Linked DNA regions of Mus musculus: region 2 is linked to region 1. The links are chromatin loops, found by intact Hi-C in ENCODE. Cell type or tissue: gastrocnemius. All regions are shown on one strand.

Region 1 (8,000 bases):
ATAGCTTTCTAACCAGCCTGCAGGCATCCACTTTTATCCCAGCCGTAGTCTGTCCTGGGCATAAAAGAGCAAGTGATGCTTTTAGCAGTCAAGTTAGACTATGTCTCTTGACATTTCTGCCTGCAGTGACTCATTTTAATTCTATGTGAAACTTGTCCCTGTACTATTTCATGATGTTCCCCCTCTTTTCCCTGAGTCACTACTCTATCCCCTGGTAGATTGTTCTCCCTTGTACCAAAAGCCTGCACCCCTCCTTCCCACTTCTCACATCAGACCACTGTAGTCCATTAAACAAACTTTGTTGTCTCCATCCTCAGAATCTATGTACTAGCTGTTCGGCTGTTCCCTCTAAGTAGAACATCTTGCCTCTACTTATCAAGAAGTCTTGCTCAGTTACACCCTTGAAAAACCCTCTTCTGAGAAGGCCAGGGGCTAAGCCGGGCAGACTCCATGGCAGGCTCCAAGCTGGTAGTTTAAGGACTAGTCCTAAATTTCTGTTTCCTAATACTGGGACAAATCCAAAACAAATCAAATTCCAGGAAAAGAAAACATGCCTTTTGGGTGGCCAATCAGGATCTCCCAAGAATAGCCACACCACCTAGCCTGAGCCAAGAGTAGCTAATCAAGAATGGTAATTCCCCAAGACTCCCCCAAAGCTTTGACCAATCCCAAAGATGTCCATAGCCCTGGAAATAGAGCCAACCAATCAAGATAAGTCAGATCACCCACTTCTCCCTGGAATTCCCCTAACATGCTTTAAAAGTAAGTCTGTAAGTTCTCTTGGCATCTCTATTTTGGTAAGGGGATCCCTGCATGCGGCTAATTTCTGCAGAATAAAATGCTCTTTGCTTTTGCATACTATTTGAGTCTGGGGTCTTCCTTCAGCAGTCTTCTTGGGGCCTCTTTTCCCCTGGTCCTACTTATCTCTCCCTTCTCTACCTTTCTGGCGTGGACTGTCTCTTTCCCCCGTGTCATGGTGGAATTCCCTCTTTCTCCTTCCTCCATCCCTTCTGGAGAATCCTAAGAGTCTTGTCTCTGTTGCCCTGTTCAGGCATTGGCTTCCAGTAACTCTATTGACTAGTCAAAAACCAACTGTTGACAGGCTTCCTTCAGTCTTATGTGCGGGACATTACCAACAAGTTTTTGGATAGCATAATTAACATGAGAACACAAGCAGTTACAACCTGTAGCAATGGTTCTCAACCTGTGGTCATAACCCCTTGGGGGTAGAGGGTTGTTCAAATGACCATTTGCAGGGTTCCCTAAGACCATCACCATCAGAAAACACGGGCCTTTACATTGAAATTTATAATACTAGCCAAATTACAGTTACAAAGTAGCGAATAAAATAATTTATGTATGGGGGTCACCATAACTTGAGGAACTGTGTTAGAGGGACGCAGCATTAGGAAGGTTGAGAACCACTGAACTGGAGGGTTTCTTCGAGTCATCGGTTGTAAATATGCATTGGAGGGCCAAAGGAGCTGGGTTCTAATGTTGGCAAAAGATAGCAGCATCAGAGGTGGTGCCTGCAACTGAGTAGATGAGCTCATGCAACAGGGAAGATGAACCCACCAGCAGGACATGAAGGCAAACAGGCAACAAGGGAAAGCTTCTCCCTTCTACTTCCTTCTATCTGGGCCTGGGCGGAAGGTGCTGCCAACACTGTGGGTGGGTCTTTCCATTTTAAATAATCCATGCATGAAAAGCCCTTGAAAGTATGCCCAGAGGCTGTTTCCATGGGTGATTTTAGATCTTGTCAAGTTAACCATCAATATTAACCAGCATTGGACGTCATGGTGATATGCTAACAACTGTACAGTAATTAGCTTGCCTGAAAGCAAACTCTGATTTGTAGGGTTTTCCCATTATTGTGGTGGAAATACCCTCATGGTGGCTTTTTCCAAATTGCCATGTGATGTTACTGTTCAGGAACAGAAAGAGATGCAAATATCTTTTCCCCCAGCTTCTGTGAGCAGAGTGTACACAGCCCTGAGTAGGTCAGCACATGCTAACCCAGGCTAATGGCTGATGTTGTCCCTTGGTCTTCAGCCAGCCAACAGGTATTTTTTATTGAGTAGTTACTATACAGGGAAGACCAAAATACAAAGACACCCAACTCTTGTGGGATAGGGAGACAGAAGAGTAATAAGAACATAATTAAATAAAGAACACAGGGGAAAGAGATGACATGTAGGAACAGAAATAGGACAGATGAAGAAAAAGGTACTTGAGAGTGTGAGAGATATTGTAATGTTAGTCGTTACAGTGTGTCCAGTTCTCTAAGAAGTGTTAAGGTCCAAGAATTTCCAAATGTAGCCTGACCCTCATTTATAAAATTTTGACATTCTTTTTTTTAAAAATCTTCATAATGATATAAGAACAATAAGCGCCCAGCAGGAGCTGGACTTTGAATTTTGAGTATTTCTTCAGGCTAGCCATATATAGCACGCCACACTCTCAGTTGTTGGGTAGCAGCAGTGGGTTGTAGCTCCTTCCTAGACTCTAGGCATGAGGATGAATGGCTCATAGCCTTCACTATACTGTGTTGCTAAACTGTAGATGTCTATGAGTTCCATCAGTCTGCCCTTAGAGGGCATTTCACTCAGCCACATGTTCCTGGTCCATCACACTTAATAGAGACCTCTTATTGTCTCCTTCCTCCTTCTTCTCCTCATGGTCTCTACCTGTTGAGATTTTGTCTTTTACTGTCTATACTAATGCTAAGTGATGGCGCCCAAGACCCGGAGTCTGTACATCATTCCTGGGACCCTGCCCCCAAGATAATTCTGATTTGTGAATAAAGATGGCAACAGACAATAGCTGGGCAAAAGAGACATAGGTGGAGTTGAGGTTTTGTGTGTTTGGAGATCCACAAGAGAGAGGAGGAGGAAGAAGAAGACGAGAGGAGGAAGAGGCAGGAGGAAGCCACCATGTGATAAAGGAAGAAGCCTCCATGGACTAAAGACCAAGAGAACATAGCCCAGAAGGCTACCCAATTGAAGTTTAAGTGCAGCCCAGATGGACCATAGTAAATAATAAGTGGTAACTTGGGGTTATCAATAGGAAAGTGGATTCTAACAGCATGGAGGATAGGCAACTGCCCAGCGATTGTGCTGCCTGGGGCATAATTTAAGAATATAAAGGCTGGGGCTGGAGAGATGAATCAGTGGTTAAGAGCACTGTCTGCTCTTCCAAAGGTTCTGAGTTCAAATCCCAGCAACTATATGGTGGCTCACAACCATCTGTGATGAGATCTAACACCCCCTTCTGGTGTGTCTGAAGACAGCTACAGCGTACTTAGATATAATAATAAAATAAATCTTTTTAAAAAATAAAGGCTGTGTGTGTGTGTGTTTCATTCTGGAACATAAATGGTCTAAGGCGGGGAAGAAGCCCAGGGCCAGGATTTTAAATAATTTTTACTACATCCACCTGATACCTCCAGCCCAAAGCTCCACTTACCTCTACTCTCCCCCAGTAACTGGCAGCAGCCACATATATTTAACCAATAACTTTAAATTGGGGAGCAAGATTTACACAACAAAGACTGGTCTACGTGGGAATTAGTTTGTCTGGGACAACTAGATCTTGGGGTTCATAACTTACACATGTGTACACAGCACCAGACCAACCCCAATTTAAGGCAGTTTAGTAAGTCCCTTTGTAATATATATGTATCCTATCCGTTCTGGTCTTCTGCACAGCAATATTCAACTTTCTTAATGCTTCAACCCTTTAATAAACTTCCTCATTAGTGTGGTGAGTCCCCAAACAAAAAATTATTTTGTTGCTATTTCGTGACTATAACTTTGTTACTCTTAGGAGTCGTAATGTACGTATCTGATCTGCAGGATATCTGATATGTGACTATAGGAGTCACCACCCACAAGTTGAGAACCGCTGCTCTGGAGGGCCCTGGCTAATGGACTTACCACTGGGAAAATGGTACAAAACTAAATTTTAGCTCTGAACCCAAATATATGTCAGGATTAATTAATTAATTAATTATACTAATTTTTAAAAAATAATTTTGCTCTAAGAAGCTAACAGTACGACAGAAAGTAAATTCCATGCTCTCATCCACACTGATGTGATGGTCTTTCTCAGGACTCCTATTGCCAGGAAGAAAAGAGATGAATGTTGTTACTATCCAACAAGGCATGGTGATAAACAACAAATAACTGGGCTAATTCTTCAATTGGATTTCATTGCTGAAATTATAGCTCCATCATTGAAATGATCCTTTAGCTTCAGATAATGAATAACTGAGAGGAGCCAAGCACCATGATTAAAAAAAAAAATTCTATGAGAAAAGGTCTGCCATTACCCTCAACGTGGCCGCAGGCTAGTTACACAGAGCGACACAGGGACATTACCTGCTACGAATTAAAGGTAGAGGATTCTTCAAGACAGAGAGGCATAAATGACAAACATTATTCATTTTTACCATTTTTGTGATTTGTGTGTGATTATAGAAACCAACAACGAGTTTACACGGCACCTTCAGTCTAATGCTTACGATTCTTGGATCCTGTCTTGTGTCCACTTTAGAAGAGGTCCACGTTCATGTCCTATCTCCTGGGGGTGATGAGGAGAAAAGGATCAGCTGAAATATAAGAACCAGGACCCCTTTCCTATGTCAAACAGTGACGAGGCAGAGGATAGACAGATCGTCATGACCTTGGCTCCAATGACAGCCAAGAAAATGTGAGCTCTAATTAACCAGGCGATTCCCACAAGGCCCATCAGACAGAGGACTCAGAAGAAGGACAACTGTGAGAGCCAGTTGCCTTGGGACCGTAGCATTTTGCACCTTTCACTGTCGTGGTCTGGTTTAGCATTTGCTTAGAGGAAAAAGAAAAGATGCCAATTCCAAGTAAGACACAGCAGACATGGGCCAGCAGATGGCGCCAAATGCAAGAGTACTTTGGGATTCTAAACTGTTCCTTAATTTTTCTGTAAGGAGGCCTCATCTTCTGTATCATTATACCGATCCCAAACCCTACCTTTCCCCAGAAGTTTGAACATAATAAATTGTATAATTTTTCATGCCTAGTTACTTTCATCCTTCGGGTAATACCTACCTTCTTAATCGTTTATGGGGGAGGGGAGGCAAGGGTTCATATATGTGTAGGGGAATGCACATACATGTGTGTATGCGTGCATATGGAGGACAGAGGTCAGCAACAGATGTCTTCCTCAGTCAATTTCCACTTTGCTTTTAGAGACAGGGTCTCTTGCTGAACCAGGAACTTGCTGATTAGGCTAGACAGGGAAGGAAGGAAGAGAAGAGGAAAAAAACTTGAACCTTCACCAAGATTCTTTTTTTCCCTCTTGTATATTTCTATTTATTTATTTATTTATTTATTTATTTATTTTCATTAGATATTTTCTTTATATACATTTCAAATGCTATCCCGAAAGTTCCCTATACCCTCTCTTCATCCTGCTCCCCTACCCACCCACTCCTACTTCTTGGCCCTGGCATTCCCCTGTACTGAGGCATATAAAGTTTGCAAGACCAAGGGGCCTCTCTTCCCAATGATGGCCAACTACGCCTTCTTCTGCTACATATGCAGCTAGAGACACGAGCTCTGGGGGTTCTGGTTGGTTCATATTGTTGTTCCACCGATAGGGTTACAGACCCCTTCAGCTCCTTGGGTACTTTCTCTAGCTTCTCCATTGGGGAAACCTGTGTTTCATCCTATAGATGACTGTGAGCATCCACTTCGGTATTTGCCAGGCACTGGCATAACTTCATACGAGACAGCTATAACAGGATCCCTTCAGCAAAATCTTGCTGGCATATGCAATAGTGTCTCGGTTAGGTGGGGATCCATCCCTTTACCAAGATTCTATTGTCTTCCTCAGACCTTATCCTAAAGAAGTTACAATACCATATCCATGTCACAGAGACTGCTGCTTCTTTAAGATTTATTTATTTCTTTTATGTATATGACACTATAGCTGTCTTCAGACACACGAGAAGAGGGCACCTGATCCCATTACAGATGGTGTGAGCCACCATGTGGTTGCTGGGAATTGAACTCAGTACCTCTGGAAGAGCAGTCAGTGCTCTTAACCGCTGAGCCATCTCTCCAGCCACCACAGTGACTGCCTCTTATTTCAAGATGTGATTGGTCATCTCTCACCTGTCCTACCTAGACTGAACATCTGCACTTCCACCCCCACCCCCTACTCATACTCCTCAGAGTTGCCAATATAATGTAATCCAAATTCAAATAAGTTCAGTGTATTTTCCACAATGGTTTCCTGTTGGTTTAAACGTGGAAGAGGTCTCATCCCAGTCACTTTCTTCCTGTATCCTTCACCCCGTCAGTCTATGCTGGACCTTGTCTCTGCACAGGGAATCTGTGTTCTAGGGACCATAGTACCCCAGTCTTCTTTTGGGAAAATCACCGGTTCTCCTGAAATTAGTAAGCCTTGATGATAAGGAGAGCAAAGGACTCTGTCTGGAGTCTGAGACAGGCTGCTAGTCTATAAGAACAGAACTTGTATTCGCATGGCATTTTCTCCTATTATTTTCCTGGTTCCTGGGTATGGCATTTTTCATTATGGAAACAACTTCTTTTAGCCCTTCAGTGTCCAATAGACTGTGACTGGTGACTTGCCTGAATCAATATCAGATAATTCTGAGAGAGCGAGGCATTTTCCTAAATAGAGCTATCCGTTTCAAATTGTGCATTTGCAGACATTAAAATACAAAAGTAATGAATTCTTTGAAGCTAAGTTTAATTGCAAGCTGTACATAAAGCTTTGATGTTGGGAGTAACTGACTGCATTATTTTCTTAAAGTTGCACTCATCATTTTAAACCACAGTCACTCTTCCCTCCTGATTTTTATCAGACTTGTGTAATTGTGTAACTTCCAGAGGTGGAAGCAGGTGGGAAGGGGGGAGAGATAAAGAATAATTTATATATAATATAATTCATTCAGTTTTGGTCTACCATCTATGCATTGGCAGCAATTATGATTTTGCAACCATCGCTATAATTGAGAGAAAGACTGTTTCCATCACCTGGCCATGTTCCTTTTTGCCTTTTTGCAGTAATTTTCCTCCCTTGCTCCCAGCCTGCAGTAATCACTGACCTATTCCTTCACTGTCTTGTTCTGTTCAGAATGTTACATTGATGACATCATGCCCTTTGTAGCCTCTGCTGTGGGCTTCTTCCCTGTAGCAAGATTCTTCTGAGGTCCATGCACGTTTCTGCACGTACCAATAATTCATTTCTCTCTGTTGCTGAAGCATCTTTCAAGGCAAAGGTACAATAGAACTGGTCACTCATTTGCCTATGTTTAGTGCCGAGGTTGTACCTGGGTCTTAGTTGACCTTAAATGAAGTGGCTGTAATGCAGGGTTTTTGTGTGAAGATATTTCTGTATTTATCTTGGGTCATCTTTGAGGAATGGGATTACCAGTCTTATTGACAAATGAGTGCTTAGCTTTGTAAGCAATTCTAAATGATTTGCGGTGCTTTTGCGTTTTGCTGTCAATGTATTAGAGTTCTACTCTATCCATCCCTTACAACAACTGGCTTTGTAGTGTGGCTTTTGTAATAGGTATAGAGTAATACTTCACTGTGGATGTCAATTTTGTTAGTTCTGACTCTGTGCTTAGATCCTTAATGAGGGCCAGGAAAATAGGTTAACAGGTAAAGATGCTTGCTACTAAATATGGTTACCTAAGCTGAACCCCTGGATCCACATGGTAGGAGACAAGTGGTATCTGAAAGGTGTCCTCTCCTTTAACCTGCACACTCGTGCTATGCTGTGCACACATAGGAGGCAGGAGGTCTTTGTGCTCACAGGTAAACAGTAGGGGAACATGGATGTTAAGTATATAGGGTTGTTCTGTTGGATCTGGGGTCTCGCAGATGATGAGGACCATGGAGAACAAGTAGAGCAGGAACAGTTTATTTATGTGGATTTCTAAGGCTAATCAATTCGGGACGTGGCCAGACTTGGGAGCTGGAACC
Region 2 (8,000 bases), 130 kb after region 1:
CAGCCAACCATTGGACTGAGCACAGGGTTCCCGACGGAGGAGTTGAAGAAGGGACTGAACTGAAGGAGCTGAGGCGGTTTGCAGCTCCATGGAGGGAGCAAGAGTGTCAATAGGCCAGACCCACCCCCCCCCCCGTGCTCCCAGGGACTGGACCACCAACCAAAGAATACACATGGAGGGACCCATGGCGTTGGCTGCATGTGTGGCTGAGGATGACCTTGTTGGACATCAGTGGGAGGAGAGGTCCTTGGGCCTGTGGGTGTTCTATGCCCAATATAGGGGAATGCCAGGGTGGGAAGAGGGGAGTGAGTGAGTGGGTGGGGGAGCACCCTCATAGAGGCAGGGGGAGAGGGAAGGAGATAGAGCATTTCAGAAGGGGAGACCTGGAAAAGGGAAACCATTTGAAATGTAAATAAAGAAAATATCCAAAAAAAAAAAAAAAAAAAAAAAAAAAAAAGGACTTGCTCCTTGGACAGTGGAATATACTAACCTTATTGATTAACATTTTCTTTCTCATATCATTTATATTAAGGATCTCTCAGATTTGAGGACAATTCCAATCCTTTCCACTGTGTTAGAAAATGATGGCATATATAAAAAAAAAGGGTTATCAAGCTAGTTTTGGGAGTGTGTCTCAAAGACACACTATGCCACACTAAAGTTTTAGAGAATAACCGAAAGACTTGTTCACGCTACGCAAGTGTGTAGGCGGCTTTGCTAGGGCACTGTACAAAAGGGTCACAGTGCATTGGCAGCGGTGAGTGAGGGGCCAGGGGAGAAACCGCTTTAGATCATCTTCCTGGACCTTGTTCTGAAATCGCAGCTTTCTATGCACACTTAGAAACATTAGCTGCTTTGACAACCGGGCCAGAGTCTTTAAAACCTGGTTCCTTTCTCCTAAGCTTCCCAGCTAGAGCCTGGGGTCAGGATAATCAAAGATCCCACCATAAGGTCCTCAGATGGTGAACCCACCCCTTGAGCTCTAATATCTGTTTCCTTTGAGTTTCAGGCACCTGTACGGATAGGAGTCATTGTTTTCTTCCTCACCCCTGAGTATGTTAACAATGTATGTACTGGTGGTGCTCTTTTGGTCGTACTCTTACCTAAGAGTTCAGTTCTGTGTGATGAAACACCCCGTTCTGTTTCTGTCCCTCTCCGCATCTGAAATGTGGTTCTTACTAGGTTATACTCAACCTTGGTCTGACATGAACATCTAGACATAAGCCTGTTCCTTCTTGGAGAGCCCTGTCTCCCACACATACCAGTGTGTCTGAGGCTGCCCTGCCCAGCCCTGGGGCATTGCAGACAGCGATAAACAGGAAAGTGATGCCAAGAATATTTAAAGAATAAAAAAATGGAATTGGAATTAGAATCAGAAATCGGAAGGAAGCAAGGAGCAGAGAGAAGGAGGACAGGGAGTAGGGTGTGCTGGGGAAGTAGCTTAGTTGGTAGAGCACTTGCCTAGCATTCGGGAAGCCCTGAGTTGTGTGCCCAACACTGAATAAAAGTCGGCATAGTGGCACATGCCTGTGCTCCCAGCACTAGAAGGTAGGCACAGGAGAATCAGAAGATTCTCTTCTAAATAGTGCATATATATGATAGACAGACAAAAAGGCAGACAGACAAGTGACAGATACACAGATGATGTTATACCGATAGATGATAGATACATAAATGATGATAGATGGATAGCTAGATATCTAGATAGATAAAGAAGGAAGAGGAGAGAGAATAGAAAGAGGAAGAAAAGAAAAAGAAAAAGCAGGCTGGAGAGATGGCTCAGAGGTCCTGAGGTCCCAGCAACCACATGGTAGCTCATAACCATCCATAATGAGATCAGATGCCCTCTTCTGGTCTGCAGGCATACAAGCAGGGAGAACATTGTATACGTAATAAGTAAATAAACAAATCTTGAGAGAGAGAGACAGAGAGAGACAGAGAGAGAGAGAGAGGCAGAGAGAGAGAGAGAAGTTGCAGAATGGCAAAGATCAAAGAGGCCCTGACCGTCTTATATGATTAGCCACATGATTGATAGGCTCCCCCTTTGAATGACAATTATCAGCTGGTGCCACAGACCCTCTGGGTCCCTTTGTTTGCGTGGAACAGGTCTCTGGTCGAAGGTGGGCAAGGAATCAGAGAAGTGAAAGACAGACCAACACGCAAGATTGTGTAGAATCTGAATGTAATTTGTCAAATTGAGCATCAAACTTTTTATACAGAAGAAAATAGGGAAGTTAGGTGACACATCAACAAGGTACAAATGAGGTTACTGGATGCTTAATGACTTACACTAAACAGAGGAATGTAAACACAAAGATTGGCAGGAACTGGGCAATAAAACAACTGAGACAAAGTCAGCCCTATCTAAGGTCAGCTATAGTCTTAGAAGCCAGGTGTGAGATCTTTACTCTCCTAGGGCAAGGGCTTTCACACCCAAGTCATGGTTCTAATTAGGGAGTTCTGCTCTAACTAGCCATCTCATGAATAATGCATTACCCTAAAACCACAGCCTGATCTGATCTACTTCCTAAACCATTGTAAATTCCTGTATATGGGAGCAACTTGGCTTTTATTCTAAGTGATAGTGTAATGCCAGAGGCAATTCTGAATGTCACTGAATAGGCAACATTGAATTCCAAGCCCATGGTCAGCTCAAGGACTTCCTAGGACGTTGGAACACTGGCGAAGGCTTAGCTATGTCAGAATTCAATCTTAAAAGGCACTTATAATAAGATAATACTAAAAGAGAGCACGTGGATCCATACACCAGACTAACACAGGGATAGAGTATGAATATACAGGTTATGAGAATGCCAAAACCCCAGGAGGTGAGTTCCTTTTGAAACTCTTTTCCTCGTGAGTGCTCCCAGGCCTCTTGGCCTGCCAAATAGACTTCACTGGAGTGTGCGTGCGTGGCAAGATGGCATCTGCTGTAGCATCCTATGATGCCTTTGTTTGGACCTGATAATGCTGTATTGAGATGTTGGCTGCTGCCATGTTTCTGGCCTGCATTTTCTCATTCCCTACTCTCTTTAGCCTTTAATGGTCAGAATTCAGGATTTACAAAGGGGACAATGATAGAGATGAGGCATTAGTTTTTAGAGTGTGAACCCCTGAACATGTTGTGGCCTAAATACAATTTAGGAGCCATAGTTTTTAGGTCTAAAGAGGGAGTGCCACTTCTCCCAGTCCATGGTCTCTTCCCTTGCTACTAATATTCCTTTTGAGGAAAAAAAATATGCAACTCTGTCTCCTGAAATGCGAAGTTAGATGCTATGAAGAGCTACTTTCAGTGTCTTGGTCTTTGTAAACAGGAACCTGGCTCGCCACTGCCCTCTAGAGCATTCAAACCTCACAGTTTGGTGGGTGAGTAAATGCAGATGCAGGGGACTGGCCATAAAGACTCTACAGAGCTGCTAAACCAGCAGAAGATCTGGTGGCCACTTGTGCTCTAGCCATGCCTCAAGTCAGTGGCTAAAGATGCAGCCATGGTTACCAGGCAAAAGTAGGGGCCATGTGGGCTTGTCCAGTAGGAATAGAAGCCACTGGATGGGCAGTTCCAGGGAAGACAGTGAGAGACAGAGAGGAGAGAAACGTGGAGAGAGAAGGTGACTATGAATCCTGCCATTCACCTTTTATCATTTACTGGGTTAGTTAAGCTTACAGAGTTGGGTTCTGACCACAAAACCTGGTATGTCCATTCCAATTATTGGTCATTTTCAGAATTCACAAACTCATTTTAATATTTTGTCATCCTTTTCAGGAGTATAAGCTTCCTTCACCAGTAACAGTGCTTTCTTATTTGGGTCTCTGCCTCTCTAATTACAAACTCCTTGACTGCAAGGGTGGAAATTGTTTTCACTGTTGACTCCCTTCTCCTGTCGGAGAGTAAGATCTTCAAAGAGCATCCTACAGTATCCTACAAAACAAAGCAAAACAAAGCAAAGTGATGCAAAGCAAAACATAACATAACAAAACAAAACCAACAAAATGACCTGGTTTTCAGGAAACTTCCCTCTGGGTAGATTAATGGCCCTGGGGTCACTGGTGGCCTAGAAAGTGGTCTCTTCTCATAATTAATCTGTCCATCTGTTGTCTGGATTATGGACTGGGCAAAGTATGTGCTGGGAAGGAACACGTTCTCTGACTTTCAGAGCTCTGAGCTGGAGCTGGGGCTATGTCAAGTCTGGTTAGGTGTCCTGCACCATGTGGTGGTGAGGTCTGTGTGTGGAACTGGTTAGGGCACATTGCTGTTGCAAAGAAAGTCTGAGTTGCCACTACCTTAAAAGGTTGTGTTGCTCAGTTCTGCTGTCCTTGTGAGCCCAGATGTCATGGTAACTGGGGAAGTTGGCGGAACTCTTACAAGTCTTCAGATATGCTCTCCTCCATCCTTCCCAGCATGCCCGTTGTCACATGCCCTTTGTCACGTGCCTTTGTGCTTCTGGAATCAAGGACTAGACTGCATGTTTTCTTCCTGGGCTGACCTGCAGGCCTGCAGGCTAACTTTCTGGTCTTTGGAATGCATCAAAAGTTGTTTTGTTTGCCAATCTCAGTCTTTGTCTTCACAGTTCTTGCATGTGTCAACCTGCTGCCGGCCAAGACCAGCTGCCACAGAGATGCCACCACTGAAGCCATCTTAGACCAGCCAGATCCTTGCCCAGCTGGCAGGTGGCCACAGGCCTGACAGCTAGCTGGGCAGAGAACAGAAGAGCTAACCATCACGGCCAGGCACAGGATCCTGCATCGAGTAAATGGTTGTTATTTTAAAAACGTCACGATGTGTGTGTGTGTGGGGGGGGCTTATTTATAATGTATCACAAGCTAGCTGATAGTCAAGAAAGAAAAGGATTTTTATAGAAAAAAATACGTCTGGAACACACTAGATTACACAAAGAAACTTTCTTTGCAGTAAGTAACACTCTACAGTCTTCTGATGCTAACCTACACAGAGAAATTCTGGGGCATGGCGGGGTGCTCAGTAAGTCATATTCTGCTCGCAAATGTATATCCGTGGGAATGCTGCCTTCCCACCCTTTTCATGGATCAAGGTATATATAAAAAAAAAAAGCTATGTTTTAGATTGCATAAAGTGTTTTGAAGCTTTTTTACTTTGTTACCTGTATTGAAAAATCAAAAAATAGGGCTGGGTTGGGCATGGAACAGTATACCTCTAATTCGTATGCAGGTTTTTGAGTTGAAGACCATTCTGGTCTGTAGACACTGTCTCAAAAGCAAACAAACACCCCCATAACCCAAACTAAAAAACCAACTAAACAAACACAAAAGAAAACCAAGATTTAAAAATGAAAGGCAAACATTTCTTAAAATTGAATTTTGGTTAGCGTGAGTGCATACACACACACACACACACACACACAAATAGTTTTCACAGTGTATTTTCATACAACTAGATCAATATTGTTCATTCTAACTTGTCCCCACATTGGCTTCCCTTTCTTCTCTCCCCACAAATAAACCTTCCTTAGACTTTCATCTTACAAATATTCTATTCTCTTTATATTCTTTCTTTTTCTTTTCAGACTTTCTCTCCTCTTATAGTCTCCTTCCTACTTTATACTCTTTCTATTTCTCTCTCTCTCTCTCTCTCTCTCTCTCTCTCTCTCTCTCTCTCACATACACACACACAAATCCAGATTTCACACGCCAGATGACACATGATATTTGTCTTTTTGAGTCTAGTTTATTTTGTTTAACACACTGATCACCATTTCCATCAATATCCTGGCAAATGTTATAATTTCATTCTTCTTTATAGCTGCATAAGAATCCATGTGTATATATACACACCATACAGTTTTGAACTCCATTAGCCTGTGGATGGGTGTCTAGGCAGGCTCCAATTCCTTGCTGTTGTGAATGGCACAGCAGCAATAAACATGGCTATATCTTGGTGGGAAATTGACTTAGAGTCCTTTGTGTCTGTACCCAGGCGTGGTAAACCTGAGTTCTGTGGTGCTTCTAGTAGTTTTTAAGCAACCTCCACACTGTTTTCTATATTGGCTCTATCAGTTCCATTCTAGTGTTCGAAGGATTGTTTCTCAACATCCTTGCCGTGTTTGCTGTCATTTGTTGTCGTTACTGGTTTTTAAAAGCAGGCAGATGACTTCACCCACGGCAGAGCTTTAGTGCAGGTTAGAGAGGACTGCACTGTGAAGCTGAGATTGGCAGCAGGCCACGTGAGTGAGTGTTCTCAATGGCTTCATTTGTTTGCTTGATGACTGCCACACTGACTGGGTGAGAGGAAATCTCAGTGTCATTTAATTTGCATCTCTCTGATATAGAAGCTTGGCATTGGGTCTGTGTTCCTCAGAGGCAGGGGCATATCTGTTGTACCCTTTTGCTCTATCCCTAGTGGTTAGTATTGGGTATGCAAAAGTTGCTTCTGTGAGAAACAAGACTGTGAACAAGGCTAAATAGAGTGGATGAGCTTGCTCTCTGGGACAAGACTGTGTGCCACAGGACAGCCAAGAGATATTTACATAGCCCAAATGAAGTAAAGTCCCAGGTTGCTAAGTGATTCCTATTCTTGCTTTCTCGCACATGTTTTATAACATTTGCCTTATATACCCAGCAACAGTAACCCACTCACCCAATGCCATAGAGAGTCAGAAAGACAGAGGAGAGACAGCGACAGACAGAGACAGAGAGAGAGACAGAGACAGAAAGATAGAGAGGAAGAAGGAGGAGGGGGAGGGGGAGGGGGAAGGGAAGGGGAAGGGAAGGGAAGGGGGAGGGGAGAGGGAGGGGGAGGGGGAAGGGGAAGAAGAGGAGAACAAGAAGGTGAGGACAGCAAGGACATGGGAATTTTCAAGGACTTCATTGAAGTCTAACTGGCAAGACAAAAACCAAATTAACACACTTGGGAGCTATATGAAAACAACAGCCCCGATTTCCATGGCTTTCCCAAGAGCAGACACTGACCTTAGTACCTTTGCATGGTAATATACTTGTTTCTTGCAACAGTCTGAAGAGTTAGTGCTGGATAGTACTTTATTGGATGCAGAATATTTTTACATGCCTTGAGTTGCTAATCAACATATAGCGCTGAGGAATTTGAAAGATGATGTTGAAGTAGCGAGGGTAAGTGAGATGGGGTAAAGGCAGCAAGCCTGATGCCCTCAGTTTGATCCATGTGGTCCATGAGATGGAAGGAAATAATCAGCCCCCTTAGGTTGCTCTCTGATCTCTGCTTATACACCACAGCATGTGTCTCCCCACCACTGTGCACAATGGAAAAAAAAAGTTGTTGAGGCAATGAGAAGTCAGCTAACTTTCCAATGGTCACCCAGCTACTATGTCACCCTGTTGGGTTCAGGCCAGGCATCCCGAGCAGCAGAAGGCCTTGCCTACACAGGCCCTCACCCTGGTTCAGCCTCAGTGTCACAGGAGAAGGTTCTGACCTCCACTAGGAGAAAAAGGCTATGATGGATGTACAGTGAAAGCCCTTAGAAAAGAAGGAAATAGAAACAAAGGAGCAAAGGCTGAGAGGTGTTGGATGTTGGCATGAAGAGCTGCATGGGGTTGGTGCCCTGGCAGCATGTGGCAGAGATAACTGGGGAATCTGCATGGCTTCCTCCAAATGTCTTATTACAGCTGAATCACAGAGCAGCTGCCTGTATGTGTCTATGAGTGGGCAGCAGGTGTCTGAGTGGTCAATCAGGACAAAGTGGGGCTGCAGGTGAACAGTCATGACTGTGAGGACCACCTTGAAACAAGATGCCAATTCCTATGAGATGCTTAATGTTATGCTTTCATGCTGAGTGGGGCCCCAAGATTCACTTCCTTTTGCCCTTTGGTAGATGAATCCCACATCACAGATGCTCATCCTGGTCTCACGCTTGTCAGTTTCATGATGATTCCGAAAGCCACCGATTCTCAATGAACTCTGGCGCTATCTGGACAGCATCACATTTACAGAAAGCAAGTGTGGGCTTGCTAATCTCTTGGTGTTTGTAAAACTCTATATGTGCTTCTGTTGC

What was found. A loop is a pair of places that touch in the nucleus more often than their neighbours do. Peaks named below come from ENCODE experiments on the same cell type or tissue, not always from the same donor. Only the 100,000 strongest peaks of a DNase experiment are listed, where the experiment ranks them.
Region 2: a loop joins it to region 1, with 2.9 times the contacts of the local background. A loop is called at or near these places in 16 of 42 quality-filtered maps.

Annotation. Positions count from the first base shown.
Region 1 is chr15:51,896,223-51,904,222 of GRCm38, reverse strand. All of the region lies in intron 1 of Gm34678 (a long non-coding RNA gene), which reads left to right. Gm48923 (a long non-coding RNA gene) reads right to left here and starts at 7,126. Exons shown (of 3, transcript XR_003951503.1): 1 at 7,044-7,126; 2 at 5,088-5,268; 3 at 4,428-4,581. In gastrocnemius, a CTCF peak has its summit at 4,913 (motif pointing right); a DNase peak (open chromatin) is centred at 4,898.
Region 2 is chr15:51,764,647-51,772,646 of GRCm38, reverse strand. Gm41320 (a long non-coding RNA gene) reads left to right here. Exons shown (of 2, transcript XR_875335.1): 2 at 4,569-4,775. Among named protein-coding and RNA genes, the nearest start is that of Gm41320, 6.4 kb to the left of the region's middle. In gastrocnemius, a CTCF peak has its summit at 3,336; DNase peaks (open chromatin) are centred at 4,654 and 6,197.